Linked DNA regions of Mus musculus: region 1 is linked to region 2. A link is a loop called in an ENCODE intact Hi-C map of the cell type or tissue named here. Cell type or tissue: heart. All regions are shown on one strand. Each heading gives the region's core, and the rest is flanking DNA. Links, peaks and the distances in the headings are about the cores only.

Region 1 (7,925 bases), core at 926-5,925, 57 kb before region 2:
AGACTCTAATGCTGGGCATCCATCTCTGTCAGCTCAGGGCCGCTGGAACTGTAGCTCTGCATAACATTTAGAAGCCTGGGGTTTCCTGTGGTCCCTGAAGTTGAGCCAGCAGATGAGGGACAACATGGCCACCCCCCACTGTGGGTGCTCAAGGACTCTTGCACAATTAGAACATCGCAGCCATCTTGAGAACTAAATTCATCCCCCAAAGCACACCTAGATCGGAATGTTCTCTGCCTCAGAGATCCTGTCCCTCACTGTCGTTCCCTCTCTTTTTCCAGAGCCAGGAAGTAAAACCCATCCCTTGTCAATCCAGCTTTAAGACCACACTCACACACAAGCACACACAGACGCAGAGTCAGCCCACAGTGACAAACACCGCATGCTTCAACACACACACACAAAGAGGAAAAGATGGAAGCAGTCACAAAAAGAGAGTCAAAGACAGAGAAAACATAAAGAAGGAGGGAAGGGGCTGGGCAATACTAGTGAAAGGGCTGGAGAAGCTGAGAAATGGAAACAGGCTGTGAGCTAGGCCTCTGCTCTGTGGGCCAGCCACAGCCATGCCCCTGAGTTCCTGCCCAGGCCCAGCAAGCACATCTCCTCCTACGTGACCCCAACGTGGACACACCTTCTCTCAACCCACTACACACAAGATGGTCCATGCTGGCTTTGGGGGACTCACAGCTGCACAGGAGCCCCTGCCGCTGCCGCTCTGGGATAATGGCAGTTCTCAGCCACCTGGCCAGACTATCAAGTTTGAATCTGGAAGGCAGGAAACCCATTCAAAACCCTGCCTTTGTGAGAAGGTAGACCCCCAAAGCTGCTGGGGACGGATGTGTTTTTAGGTAGAGGTAATTGAAAACAGTAAGAGAACAGCAAGCCTGTAAAATCTTGTAAAGCTGATGGACGCTACTCCTTCCAACCATCCAAAAAGATCTGACAGTGCGAGAGAAACTGGGGTTCCTGCGGGCCCTGCCCTGGGAGCGTGTTCTGTTGATGGGATGTGGAATCTCTGGATTCTAGGGCTAGGACTAGTCATTCCTGATTCTCAACCAAGTGCATATGGTAGCTGGTCTTGGAGATCTCCAACATGGGAGACTTTTCAACCAGCACAGACCTGAACTTGGAAATCCAGGCCGGCGCCTGTGACCCGGGAACTATGTCCCCCACGTGTGTGTCTGTCTCCTCACCTCACTGCCACTGCCACCCGTTGGTCTTTGATAAGCTATGAGTGAGCTCTCATTCTTTCCTAAAATCTCTGCCACAGCAGCTTGGAGACATTCGTTTTTGGCTGCCACCATTTTAGACTCACCGGGATGACCCGACCCCAGCCATTCTCACTTCTCTCTAGTCCCTTTACACTTATCTGTATCTTTTCCATTCCTCAAAGCACTAGGAGGCTTGCCACTGTCTTAGCTGCTGCCACATGGCTGACAGCCATCTTTGCTGGGTTAGAAAGAGTGGGTTTTACCCGTGTGACTTAACTCCAATCTTGGTTAAAAGTGACCACATGGTAAAAGCCAACCAAAAAAAAAAAAAAAAACCAAACAAAACAAACACACAAACAACCCTCTTCCCAGCCACCTCTCCTGGCTGCTCAGCAGGCTCGCTCCCCTACAGGACCCACCCATCCCCACACTCTCTTGCTCCAGCTTTCTCTGTCCTCCTGCTCCTCAGCACCAGTGTGAGGTCCTTATTCCCACCTAAGTGGGAAGCCCCCACACCCCCTTGCTGTTCACTGTGCCTACAAGTGGAGATGTTTATCTCAGATTAGATCACAAGCCTGTTCATGACCAGAGCCTTGCTGTCCCCTGTGGTGCTTAGCTCTGAACAGACCTTCAATAGCTCCCTTACTTAGGGGACTAATCACCTTTTGTCCAGTCCTTCAGCAAGGTGGAGGACGGTTGCTATTTCTAACAACAGAGGGAAGGCAAACATCGCCTGGCCTGCCCCTCCCCACCTCCATCCTACACACGCCCAGCCTAGGCGATTCCTCTTGGCTCTCAAAGGGCTACCACTTCTAGTACATTCTAACAAGTGGTACCGCAGAGAACTGACAGGAACATTTAGCTTCCTGCTCCAGTGACACCCAAGAAGGAACTGGGAGAAGCGAGGGGTGGGGTCCGTGAGCAGAAAGGTGTCCGGGACGTTGGATGTTATGCCTTCACTCCTGCGATGCTGCCTCATGGTCTGAATTCGGAGGCTGAGGCTGCTCTGCACCTGGCGGACGGCTCCACCGTGGCTGGCTACTGATCCCTGCTTTGTGGCTGTAGGGAGCTTAGTCACAGGTCAGCAGCAAGGGCCAAGCCCAGCTGCTGGGGAGGAGCAATTGGGAATATTAGAGCCCCGGGGCATGCGGCTCTGTGTCAACACTCTCCTGTAGCACAGGCTGTTGGAGCAACATTGTTACAACACAGTCTTACCAAATGGTCAAGTGTCATGTGTCACCCAATTTCAGAGCCCAGGCGCAGCTTGCTTTCCCAGCACCAAGCAAGCACTGTAGCTCAGTAAGCATTGGTTACAGAAGATGAGTGTTTCACAGGTGTGCCTGGTGTGTAGGGAATGGTGGGGCGGACAGGGGCAGGATACTGCAGCCTAAGGGAGACCACTGATTTTTAGAATAAAAGGCTTGCAACTATTTGGGCTTCTTTTTTAATCCCAATTCCCTCTGTTTAGTCCAACAAAAGAAAACGACTGTCCCAGATTCAATTTCTTGTTCCACATCTGTCTCAGTGATTTGAACAAGGCTTTTACACCAAGAACAGAACAGGAAGCTGGGACTGCTCGAAATACCTTGCTGCTGAATGAGATAAAAGAAACTCAAGGGAAATCTCACTGGGGCAACCAAAGGGGCAGCTTTCCCTCACCTTCCCCTCCCCAAAAGCTGCCTCTACAACAGAGATGACAGGATGAGGGACCCGGTGAACAGCTGAAGGATCATCAGCTCAATGAAGACAGCATGCTTTGAATGAACCAATGAGCTGCCGTGGAAGCCATCTTTGCTACAGTCAGGAGAATGAGAAAACCAGGAGTTGGCCCCCTTCTGTCCAGGTTAGGGTGGTGCATGGACCCAGTGCAGCACTAATGGGATCTGTTCAGAGCAGCCGCGATGGACAGGACCCCAAGACCTATCTGGAAAAACACTGTGCTGGGAAGGTCTAGGTCCCCCTCAGGAGGTTTGGGTATAAGACTGCAGATGCACAGCATAAGAATGGTCACTGAGTAGAGAGCCTGAGAAGGCTACCAACCCTGGCCTGTGGGATTATAGCAAGCAAAGACAAAACTTCTAAAGCAGGCCCCAGACTGTCCAGTCTTCAGGGCCTTGGGCTGAAGCAAATAAGAATGCAAGAAATAACAGGGCTAGTGACTCCAGACAAGATGAGGAGGGCACAAGTAATGGGTGTCAGCCCAAGCGGGGCAGGAAGGCAAGCAAGATCAAGACTCTATAGGGCTCAGCCAGGCAGCCAGTGTGCAAGAAAAGCCAGCACCTACCTACACGTGCAAGAAAGGGGAGGGCCAGCAAGGAAACTCAGGCATATCACCAACACTGTAACCTCTCTTCCCTCAGGAAACTGGACCCCTCTCTTAGACAACTGTAGGGCCCAAGGGGAAGACAGCAAGAAAACCAGAAAGAGAACGAGGTTCTAGCAGATGGGGATGCCAAGGTGTTCGGGAGCTTGAAAGGTAGGACCAATTGTGTTCGTTGCTTTTCAGCCCAGAACCCCATCACGTTCACTCTTCTCCACTATGTTAAGTCCCACAACCCACCCGTGTTCCTGAGTGCTTCTGGATACCACAGGAGTCAGGGGCACGGATGGGTTGGAGAGTGGAGTGCACCCCAACTAGCAAAGAAGTCTGCAGGATTTGGAGATGGCTGTCTGTTTGAGGCTAGCTCTGCCTCTCATCAGCCACGTGACTTTGAATAGGTAATCTCTCCCCTCTCAGCCTCACTTCACTTATCTGTAAAATGAGACTGCTGTCAAGGATAACTGGAATCCCTCGCCCACATGAGATGAATGGACATGTGGCTTGCTGCCACTGTCGCCGTGTGTGCAGCTGCATGCCAGGCCAAGGCTTGAAACAGGACCACAGCCTGAGATACAGTGTGTTACACAGGATGGAGGTGGGGTCAGGAGCTGGATGATAAAGGATGCTTGTGCAAATGAGGGCATGAAGCAAATCTATTTTGTATCAAAGCACATAGGTTACATAGAAGGTAATGAAGTCAATTCTGATGATAATCCTTGAACCACACATGAATATCCCTTAATGCCATTGAACTGTATTGTAAAGTGGCAAATTTTTATGTTACATATATTTTACTACCATTTTTAAGAAAAAAAAATTTAAGGGCTGGAGAGATAGCTCAGTGGTTAAGAGCACTGACTCCTCTTCCAGAGGTCCTGAGTTCAATTCCCAGCAGCCACATGGTGGCTCACAACCATCTGTAATGGGATCTGATGCCCTCTTCTGGTGTGTCTGAAGACAGCTACAGTGTACTCATATACATTAAATGAATAAAAGAAAAAAGAAATAAATGACAAAATCCAACCTAGACCCAGGTCAAGTGCCCATGGGTGTCCCTCCCCTCTGGCAGGGGAAGTTTCAGAGTGATGGAATGTCTTCTAACTTGCACCAAGTCTTTTAAACAAAATAGAAATGAAGGATGGGTTCTGTCTTCTCCTAATCCAACTACTGTGTTAGAAGGATCTGAGCAGTGCCGATTTCGCCATCTTTCTTCTTAGAAACGGGAAAATGTCACTTGACTAGCTCCTTGCCCAACAGGAAACTAGAATTACCAGAATTTTCTTGGCAGCATAATGCAATAACAAGTGTATAGAAATTTCTAGACGGTAAAAACTGTGCAGTGTCTTCCCATCTTACAAATCCTCAGAGTCAGATACTGCTCGCCCACTTTAGAATCATCGAGCTCCTGCTGTGTATTAGGCATTGAAGGAGCAACTACAGAGATGGCTACTGTTCCTCTGAGTGTGCAGAGAACCTTGGTGGTGCTGTCAAAGCGCATACCCCTAGGGAAGTGGGGTTTCATAGCCTGTGGGAGGCCAGACACAGTACAGTGGGGCTAATACACATTGCTGATGGAGGATTGTCACCATTGTGGAGAGAGATCAACATTTAAATATGGTAGCTATACCCTGCAGAGTCAGACTTGTCAGTCATGGATTACTAAATAAAAACCTCAAGCTGGGCGATGGTGGCACACACCTTTAATCCCAGCACTTGGGAGGCAGAGGCAGGCAGATTTCTGAGTTCAAGGCCAGCCTGGTCTCTATAGAGTGAGTTCCAGGACAGCCACCAGGGCTACACAGAGAAACCCTGTCTCGAAGGAAAAAAAAAAAAAAAGGCAAATAAATAAATAAATAAATAAATAAAAATAAAAACCTCAGTACCAAGTATAGGATACTTCCCTATGGGGTCAGGAAGGTCCCATAGGCCCTTAATACAATCCGAGCTATTGCCATAGCTCTTTGTTCCTCCCTGAAAAACTAAACTGTAAAACCCAATTGCAGAAGGTACAACATACTTTCATTGAAGGACATAGTGAAATCAGGCAAACTTGAAAACATCCCCCCACCCTGCTGACTAACTTTCATCATGCCAGAAGGTGGTAGCCAGGCCATCCCTGCATGCTATAGTACCAATCTGCCGGATGAGATGTGCCCACAAGTGCAATAGTGGCACAAAGGTTGTAGATGTAACCAGCTGCTTTAGGGTTAGATTTGAGACTGGGTTCACAGTAAAGAATCTGGGCCTGGTGCTGGTCCAAAGTCCATGAGTCCTGAGGTCACAGGCCCTAGGGGACAACCTGTTACTGTTGTTTTGCTAAATGACATGCTGTCAAACTATCTTCCAAATATCTATGCTTAGATCCATAGCGTAGTGCTGTGCTTAACATTAGCCAAAGAATCCTCTCTGAGCAGTGGTCACAGTTAATGCAGAGATCAATAGTTAGTCATAATACTGAGAATCAATGTATACTGAGTGCTCAGCCCTAAGTGGGACCCCTATATTAATAGCCCCAAATAAACAGAGGAGGAAGATAACTGGGTATGGTGGCACACGTCTGAAAATCAGGTCAGCTCTTAGGAGGCTGAGGCAGGAAAAGCCACAAGTTCCCAGCTACTTCAAATGAAGAAATAAACAAATACACACAACATAGCAATACAAATTTGGATGAATTAACTCTGAAAAAGCCTCAGACGTGCAAGTCCCCACAGTCAGAGACAGATTTTTCATGATGTGAGCTCGCTGCCCAGGGACTTTGGAGAAGGAGGCTGGAACTGCGTGGTGGGGGAGCTTGGGCACATACCGTGATCATTCTCAAGGCTTTAAAGAAGGCCGGTCAGTTTGTTTTTGGGAAAGACTTGAGAGAAGTCTCTTTTAAACTACAAGATACCAGAGCCCCCCAAAAAACTGTCATTTTGATGGCTTTCTATTTCAACTTTGAGGCCATTAGCTAGGTGTCCAATTCTGCTTCCGAGAAAGAGGCGAGGCTGTTAAAAGAAAGATGAGGTTGTTCAAATAGGCCCCTCCAGGAGCCTCTTGACCACGCACTGTCTGTCATTGTCCTCTGAAGCTCTCAGCCACTTTCCTTCTGGTTTTTATCTCCCAGTCATCAAGTGTCCCTCAGCTGTGGTACCTTCACAGAATCAGAAGCCCCAGAGATCATTTGGCCTGATCTATCTACTTTACAACCACAAAAAAATAAATAAAAGAAAATAAAGTGGAACTAGTGGTGGCCTATCTGGCTACAGTGACCAATACTCCAGACACAGGCTATTACATCCTGTGAGCACAGAGCTCACTGGAGCCGGAGCCCTGGGGTGGGGCGGATAGGAGGCCCTTCACACTAGCTCAGTCCCCCTGGTGGTATGATGACACTTTACACTGCTGAAGCCTCCTGAACAGCACACCCAATGTTCACTCCTTTCACATAGCCCAGGGTGAAGACAACTGAGTGGTTTCCAAGGCAACCTATATTCAGGTGCTGGGGCCTGTCTCAAGCCAGTGAGGGGAGAAGAAAAGGGAGAAGTCACCTTCCACTTACAAACATAATTCCTCCCAAACTAATTTGCCCCGGAGCCCCGTCAGGATCTAGGACAGAGACTCCCAGGGCCCGGGAAGATTTTGGAAGAGTTGGCAGGAAGAATTTGCAGGGCTGGAGAGATGATTCTGTGAGGATCCTGCATGCTGTCCAAGCGTCGAGCGTGAATCCCTGGGTTCAGATCCCCAGCTCCCACCTAAAAGCTGGGTGTAGCGGCCATATGCACTTGTAAGTCCACAAAACACGTGCGTTCTGGAGATTTGCTGGCCAGTCAGCTTAGGGGAAATGATGAGAGACCCTGGCTCAAAAGAAGGACAGAGAAAGGTACCCACTGTCAACCTCTGGCCACATATAAGTGAAAGAGCACACACACACACACACATCCTCATTCATCCTCTCCCACAATTAAAGAGGCATCGTCAATGGCACACAGCAAGTGGACTTGGGAAGTCTAGAGCTGTTTATCCTGGCTGGGACAAGTCTCAACATGTCCCGGATATGGGTTTCCATACCTTTAATAAGCACGGCACACATTCTGTTAGGAAACAGTATGATTCAGGATACCCATTTCCCAGAGACAAAACTGGAGATCAGTACCAACAGCCAAGATAGAGCCTGGCCCTCCCCTCGCCCCTGATATCATGGCAGAGCAGGCATCTTAATGCCTGCTGAGTGGAACAGAGGCAGGAAGCCAGCTATGAGGCAAAAGGGTTAAGCTCGAGTGTTTAAATATTTAGAAAATAAAGACACAGTGTCACATAAAAATTGACCATCAGGGCTGATATAGTAACCATGGCGATTCATGGCCGGGGCGTGAGAAAGGCTAACCAGAGTGCAGCAGAGAGGACCAGAGAGC
Region 2 (7,925 bases), core at 1,029-6,028:
GAGGAAAAAGAACCTGTCCCTCACCAGGGCCTTTAAATAGAAATGGCCATGGTAGGTACCCAAAATGACTGGTCACCTGGTCTATCCTCGGGCTTCCAGAATCATCAGCAAAGACAGGCAGGCACACAAGAATCCTAGCAAAGGAAAGTCCCTCATCCACCCTGAGTGTCTCTGGGCTCTTCTGTCACAGAGCCCATCCCCCTGTATCCCAAAGCTGGGGAGCTGACACCTCTCTCCCCAACAGCTGCCTCATGTGTAAAGACAGTCTCCAACCAGACCCAGATTCCTTGTAGAACTTTCTCCTCTGTCCTTGCGTCTTACTTTCCATCTAATCACAGAGAAAGAAGGTGTCTCTCTCCTCAGTCATCACAGACAGCCACAGCCGACCCCTCTTACATGAGCAGGTGCTCTGGTGGGCCTTGACCTCATCTGACTCAGTCTCCCCACCAGAAAGCTGGAAGCAGCCTTGCAGGGTATCCTGACTTCCAAGAATCACACAGCCAGCAGTGACAGAGCTGTAACTCCTGATTTGGTCCTATTCTTTGATATGACCCTCTTTGCCTCCGAGGTAGATAGGGACATTTGCCTCACTAAATAAACATTTTGTTGTTTCAATCCCATCCCCGAGGTACACAGGAAGTGGTCACCTCACTGACTGAGGCACGCAGGAGCTTCCTGGTCACTGTCCCTCAGTACCATCGCCACCAGAGAATCAACGACTTAGGAGTGGAGGAAGCACACACCTTGGGTGATATCACCCAGTCAACACTTACAGCCTCCCGGCCCGGGAAAACCTCTCTCCATCAGAGAAGATAGTCGTCCCTGCCCGGTGACACCCTACCCCCAAAACACATTCAGACAAATGATCATGGATCCCACACTCAGAGCCGGACACAGCCACTGACTCCTAGAAAAGCCATTTCCTTAACAGCCGCCATGGGGGCCACTGAAAAGAACATGCTAGCACCATGCCACACCTCCGGGATGTGGGCTTCCACGGATTCCCCCTAACAAGTGTTCCTAATTCCCAGGGGGGGGTTGCCAGCCCATCTCCTAAGCAGAGCACACAGCAAGAGAGGCAGCTCTAAGAAGGCAGGGAACAGAGGGACCTGCAGCCTCCCAGGCTCTCATTACAGGGAATGACTAAGTGAGCTGGGCTTCCAGGGGAAACCCCACTCTGCTCATGGAGAGGTCTGTTCATCCAGGAGCTATTTAGACTGAGGCAGCTTCCAAGTGCTCTGGCTTGGGCAGTCCCTGCAAAGCAGCAGGTCCCTGGAGGACTCTCTGCTGGGAAGTCTGGGCTCTGTCCATGCAGGTTGCCTGACAAGGAGCACTGCCCACATCAGGTTAAAGGGAGACTCTGGGAATGGGGGAAATCTGATCAGCACCTCCCAGGTTTTTGTGACTAGATCTCTACAAGGAATGTGACAGTCTCCAGCAGCTGTGCGCTGCCTGAAACAGGCTCTATTTGAAACCTCCAACAGCTGAGCCCCTCCCAGCTACCCGCCAGCCAGCCCAGCCACCCCTTGTCCAAAATGACAAACAAATACACAAATACACAGAACAAGCAGGCACTCACACGAGTACACATATACACATGCAAACACCAGCAAACTGGGACCAAGTGGTACAGTAGGGGAAACCGTTTGCCCAACAATTCCCTGCACCTCCAAGCCTTCTGGCATGCAGCTTCCTGGCAAATGCAGCATTGACAAAAACCCACCTTCCTCGACCTCCTTCCCCTCTGGGAAGGAAGCTCTCTCCTCCAACTGAAAGGATAGAGCAATGGAGCGTCCCCCACCCCACCCCACCCCCAAGACAGTGCCTTGTGCCTGCCGTTCTCCATCCAGCGTGCACACACACGTACACTCATCTTTATTTATCCCAAGGAGAAGGAGTTAGGGTGGGAGGGAAGAACCAGGGCTAAGCTGGGGTGCCGACTCCGCGGTGACCCGCTGGGGAAGCCCTGTCATCCCATCCTAAGGAGAGGCGCTCCCCGTTCCCCGAGTGATGGCAAGGCGGTGCCCATGCTCTGCCTGGGTAACACCTGTAGCCATTTTTATCAGGGCATGTTTACAAGGCAGCGGCAGGTTTATTCTGAGTCCTCTTTCCTGAGGGAAGAGACTGCTGATTTCCTCCACCTATATTTTTAACCCGGTGCCCTTGGGAGAGACTCGGGAACATCTCCATTTTACCCTGGAGTCTCTCTGGGAAGAGAAGGGAAATAGAAACTTGGGAAGGGGGGGGGGAGCTGGGGAACGGTACAGGATCCCCACCCCCACCCAGACATTTATTTCTTTTTTATGGGGGGGGGGGAATGGAGTGGAGCAGGGAGGGGAGGCGAGGAGGGAAGTAGCAGGAACTGGCAAACACATCAAGGCAGAGTGTAATTAATTGGTGCGTTAAGCTGCTGGGTTATGCTTTAGTACGCGTGAGCCCGGAGGAAAAGAGCGATTTCTCAGAAGGGATTCTTTAATCCTCCCAAACACAGAGTCTGCACATTAGACACAGTGTGTGGGGATGTCCCCACAAAGGGAAGCAAGAAAGGAATTCTCACAGGACCATGGAAGAAAAACATGGGAAGTTAGGAAATCTCTCAAAATCAATCTCTCTCTCTCTCTCTCTCTCTCTCTCTCTCTCTCTCTCTCTCTCGTCTACATACTCCTTTTGTTGAATGTATAAAGAGAAACCACAGTCCCTACCTTTGAGTACAAACCCCAAGACAGTTCGGTCTCTATCACCATAACAACAATTCCAAACATCCCAAAAATCAGAGCATAGTCACTCAGTCGCTTTCTCTTTTCAAACAGGGCCCTCCTGTGTCCCAGCTTATAGCCAATGTTTTGGTTTTTCCGCTTGTTGGCTTTGGGGAAGGTGGTGCTGCCGGCCGTGGTGCCGGCATGCTGGTGGTTGTGGGTAGCGTTGGGGTGATGGAGCAGAGTCTGGTGGGCATGGTTATCCTCCCTGGAGGAGATGATAATCTCTGGGGGGTTGCTGGGACTGAAGAGCTGGAGGGGTTGGCCCTCAGGCTCAGCCTCGATAAGGTTTCTCCGAGAGGCGCTGAGGCGGCTGAGGGGCTTCATGACCCCACCGCTGTATTTGCAGGAGCTCATAGCTATCTCCGTGAAGGGATTGCTGTCCCGCCGGTGCACCAGGGGGCTGGCCTGCCGGTGCCGGCTGCCTCCACCGGGCCCACTTGTGGCTGTGGAACTTGGAGAGTGGCCAAGCAAGTGGTCATTGAGATTTAGCTGGCTGCCTTGCCTGGAGGAAGGGTGGAGGATGGCGGTAGAGTTGGCTGAAGTGGGGGCCCTGAACGCCGTGGGAGAAGAGTGCAACAGACCAGGATGGACAAGCTGGCTCTGGAGTTGGGCAAGCTGAGGCAGGGGGTGCAGTGGAGCCTGCTGCTGCTGCTGCTGCGACTGCTGCTGCTGCTGCTGCTGCGACTGTTGCTGCTGAGGCTGCGGAGGCTGAGGCTGCAGCAAGGGTCCCGGAGGCTGCTGGGGGACTGCTGGTGGCGCTGGCGGTGGTGGCGGTTGCTGCTGCTGCTGTTGCTCGTCCCCAGAAGATGGACAGGGACACTTGGGGTCTTCATCCAGGTCCCCCACCCCCGAGTCATGGAAGTGCCCAGAAGTGTCCATCTTGGGGCCTGGCTGAGTTCCCTGCAGCACGACCCTCCACCCCAAAGCCACCCTCGTTCCAAAGATGACCTCAAAGAAAGCCAGGCATCCAAGATTCCCCACCAGAAGTGTCTTGGCTCCAGTCCTCTCTCTTTGGTTTGCTTCAGTTCTCTGGGGCTGCCACTCGAGTATGCATTGTATTGGGCGGGTAGAAAAGCCAGGAGAGGAGCCGGGGGAAGGAGGAAGGGGCGAAAAGAACTCTATTCTGAAGGCGGTCCTCTAGGAGTGTATGAAGCAGACTCAGCTTCACTCCTCGCTGGCTCAATAGCTTCGCTCTCCTCCTCCTGACACTGTTATATGGCAAGCCAAGCCCACTTATTAGCCAGCGGTTTCATTGGCTTGGCTTAACTCTCCAACCCCTCCAAACTCCGCCTCCCTCTCAGGCTCCGCCTCCAAGAAGGGGCCTGCCATCCTTCGCTCCTCGCCGGGTGGCAGCGCAACGAGGGCTGGGAACTGTAGTTTTTGCTCCAAGACCACTACCACTCCAACCCCTCCACACTCCACCCGCAAGCTGAGCACCTGCCTTCTTTCCTCTGAAAGGTACGGTCAGGATACTGATGCCCACAGCAATCCCGGCTGAATGTTGGCGCTGGGGCGATGAAAGGAAGGGATCGAGAGCACCCTAAAGGGGAAGCTGTCACCATGCTGGGGAAACCGGGACCGGAGGACAAACGTTGATTAATAGCCAGTATCTGTACAGGTTGTTTTACACATTGGATTCCAGGTACATCTTCCAAAAGCCCAAGGGGATAGGGACTGTGCTCATATTTTACAAAGAAAATTAACACCGGGAGGCATTGAGCATAAACTGACAGAAGCAGAAGGGACCCACTCCTGACAGGGAGAAGCTCACCTACCTACCACTGTCAGAGCACCTGCGCTGTGTACAGGAGCCTCTGTTATTTCCAATCCTCACATCAACCCTATGAAGTGACGTCATCATCCTAAAAAAAGAAATAAAAGAAGGAAAAAGGAAAGAAAAGAAGCCCACTCACACGCAGATAAGAAATATGGCTCTTGTCACCCAGCTTGTAATTAAAGGCACTAGGATTTGAGCAGAGATCAGCCTGAGTCCACCACTCTTCTTCCGCTGCCTAGATGCTCCCCCCCCCCCATGATGATCAACACACAGTGGCTGTTCAATAAATAGTATCCACATGATGGATGGGAAAGGGCCAAAGAGAATCTGTCAAGGAAGAGCCAACTTCCCCAAAGCAGGATGTTTTAGTAACCTGGATCCAGCCTCTTCCAGAACAGCTGGGTCTGGAGTCACCTCAGGGTCGATGAGGACGACTGGAAATCCCAGTGGCTCCATGTCTGATCTGCCCCATGGGTCTCTGAGAGTCAGAGCTGGAAACAGCTGCTGGCTTCCCTGGTTCAGACTCCTCCTCATAAAGTATTTATTAGACTCCCACTGTGTGCAGAAGACTCTCCAAGGGGACAAGACCAGAGATGAATTTATTTCCATTTTTAATTGGGACAGCCTTAGCAATTGGGGGGGGGAGTGCTATGAATTCCTCTAGGCACACCTGGGCTCTAAGAGGGAGCATCTTCCTATCCACTTCCCAGCTCCCCACCATCCTCAGGCCTCTGTCTAGTGTCTCCCCTAGATAAGTGTGGAAGTACACATATCCAGATGCATGTGTGTGGTCACACCCGTGTACAGGTATGAGCACACACTTGCTCACACACACCCATCATGCTTCCAGAGCTTTCCCCCTGAATAGCAAGCATCAAATCGCCATGCCAGGGAGCATGGTAGAGTTCCCACCAATGAGCTGAGTGCCCTCTGCATACCAGTCCTCGCCTCTGCAAGCTGCTATGAAGACTGAGAGTAAACTGCTTGCACCATAAACCACACCCTCAGCTACCTGATAATGACAATCAATCTTGCACAAGATTGCTATCAATGATGATGGAGCAATGTGTACATACACACACACACACATGCACTCATGTGCACACGCCCTGGTACAAGCCTAGTGTCTCAGGCACATTTCCATCATCAGACAGGCCCCCAAGTCCCTACCTTACTTTCCAACATGGTCAGCCTGCCCAGTCCCTCTTCTCACCTGCCTCCTTCATTTCCCTCCCTCTTCAATCCGCAGAGTCAACAGTCTGACTCAAGGCTCCAGATCACATGATTAGGTTTTATGATCGAAAATAAATTAATACTAATACATTGTTAGAAGCAAAAATGTGCTGCTAGTACTGGACTTTCATGACAGATATAGATTCTGTGCTGCGGAAAATTAATTTCTAGGCCTGGAAGTTTCTTTGCCCACTCTACCACAATAGGTTGTCTTCTGCCTCCACTAACCTTCCTGGGTCACAGCAGGATCCAAATAGGGCAGGTATGCCACTATCCTGGATAGAGCTGCTCTACAGCCAGAGCCCAGAGGTTCACCTGGGAGTGGTCTAAACTTGAAACTGATGCTCCCACCCTGGGTGCAGCAACTTTGTCCTGAGAAAAGGTAGATGGGGTGTACTTAAAGCTGGAGCACACGCATACAGTGGTTCACAAACAATCATAACTCTAATTCCAGGAGATTGGATGCCCTCTTCTGATCTCTGTGAGCAGTAAACACACACCGGTGCACATACATACCCGAGGGCCAGTCCTGACTGCCATGGATGGTCATTCAGCATAAATAAGATGCACTTCGATCCACAGCTTCCTACTCTGTAAAATAAAAGAAATGAGGGTCCCCAGCTCCTGTGAGCCGATATATGGATCCTATCCCACTCCAACCCTCAGACCTCCTACATCACCGTACATAGCAACCTTGCCCCTCCAGTGTGCTGGGTGGGGCTGCACAGTACTGGTTGGTTGGTTTGAGACAGGGTCTCTTTATGTAGACCTGGCTGTCATGGGTCTTGATATGTAAACCAAACTAGCTTCAAACTCACAAAGATAAACCCGACTCTGCTTTCCAAGTTCTGGGATCAAAGGTGTATGCCACCACACCCAGCAATATTAGTTTTTAAAAGCCCACTGTGACAGGTTGCCTGAACTCCAGTTCACCAGTGGCACAATGGCAACTTGAAGTCTTTTGTGGTGGGAATGTTTACCCACAGAATGTACAAATGTGTCCTTCAGGGCTTGTTCCCCTCCCCCACCCCAAGTGGCTACTAAGTTTTTACCAGCTTGTAAGCATCTTTCCAACTGCTCTGAGCCATACTCTACCTAGTGTCTTCCCACTGCTGTTACATGTCCAAGTGTAAGAAACTCCCAGTGCCACCCCCTGAGCCCACGACCATGTCTATACACCACAACCCATGAGTTGAGAGCATTCTGAGACAATTGAGACTGAGGCATTAGACAGGTTTTTAAGACTTGCCTATAAATAGTAATCAGTAATAAGTGGCATAACTAGAGCGGAGCACAGGTCTGTCCCTGTCCAATAGGCAACCCTTGAAGCTTACATTGTTTCTATAGAGAGAAGTTATAGTTACATAGGTGACAAATAGCAACAACACAAATCCCAACAAGTAGCCAAGAAACTAGAGTTTGTTAAGACAAAAGAGGCTTCATGGGGCTGGAGAGATGGCTCAGAGGTTAAGCGCACTTGTTGCTTTTATAGAGGACATGAGCTCAATCTCCAACACACACATACAGTGTTTCACAAACAATCATAACTCTAATTCCAGGAGAGCGGATGCCCTCTTCTGATCTCTGTAAGCAGTAAACACACACGGGTGCACACACATACACACAGGTGAAACACACACAAAAGTAAAATGAATAAATCTAATAAATAAAATGTCTTTAAGAGAGAGGCATCATGGCAGCTGGAGAGGTGCCTCGGTGGTTACGAGCACTAGCTGCTCTTCTAGAAGACCAGGTTTGATTCCCAGCACCCACAGCCTCACGCAACCAGCTACAACTCCAGTTCCTTTGTATCCGATGCCCTCTTCTGGCCTCCCTTGGAACTGCATGCAACTGGTACAGAGCCATACATTCAGGCAAAACACCTACCTACATAAAATAAAATTAAAATTAAAAAAATTTAAAGAGGCTTCATGGAGGTGATAGGACTGGAGCCATCAAGTCGTTACACTACCTAAAGTGAAAGAATGGCACATTGGCCTCTCCTGACTGTAAAGATGAGGGGTTGGGGTGCAGTGAATTTCTTACCTCAAGGAGTAGTAGAGCATGGATGAGGTCAGAGTCCCCAGACTCAGGAAGGGTGGCCACAGGCTACAGGTGTGCTTTCAGTCTGCTCTGTCCTCTCTCCCAACTCACTC

What was found. Hi-C counts contacts between places; a loop is a spot of excess contacts. Peaks named below come from ENCODE experiments on the same cell type or tissue, not always from the same donor. Only the 100,000 strongest peaks of a DNase experiment are listed, where the experiment ranks them.
Region 1: a loop joins it to region 2, with 3 times the contacts of the local background. A loop is called at or near these places in 3 of 42 quality-filtered maps.

What each region holds. Positions count from the first base shown.
Region 1 is chr3:89,573,420-89,581,344 of GRCm38, reverse strand. All of the region lies in intron 2 of Kcnn3 (potassium intermediate/small conductance calcium-activated channel, subfamily N, member 3), which reads right to left. Among named protein-coding and RNA genes, the nearest start is that of Kcnn3, 57 kb to the right of the region's middle. In heart, for the core only: a CTCF peak has its summit at 3,043; a DNase peak (open chromatin) is centred at 2,324; H3K27me3 peaks cover 1,118 bases.
Region 2 is chr3:89,516,182-89,524,106 of GRCm38, reverse strand. It overlaps Kcnn3 (potassium intermediate/small conductance calcium-activated channel, subfamily N, member 3), which reads right to left and starts at 3,943. Exons shown (of 8, transcript NM_080466.2): 1 at 2,703-3,943. The coding sequence starts at 3,638. In heart, for the core only: no CTCF peak of the experiment used is centred there; DNase peaks (open chromatin) are centred at 1,126, 3,226 and 4,036; H3K4me3 peaks cover 2,890 bases; H3K27ac peaks cover 1,417 bases; H3K27me3 peaks cover 2,033 bases.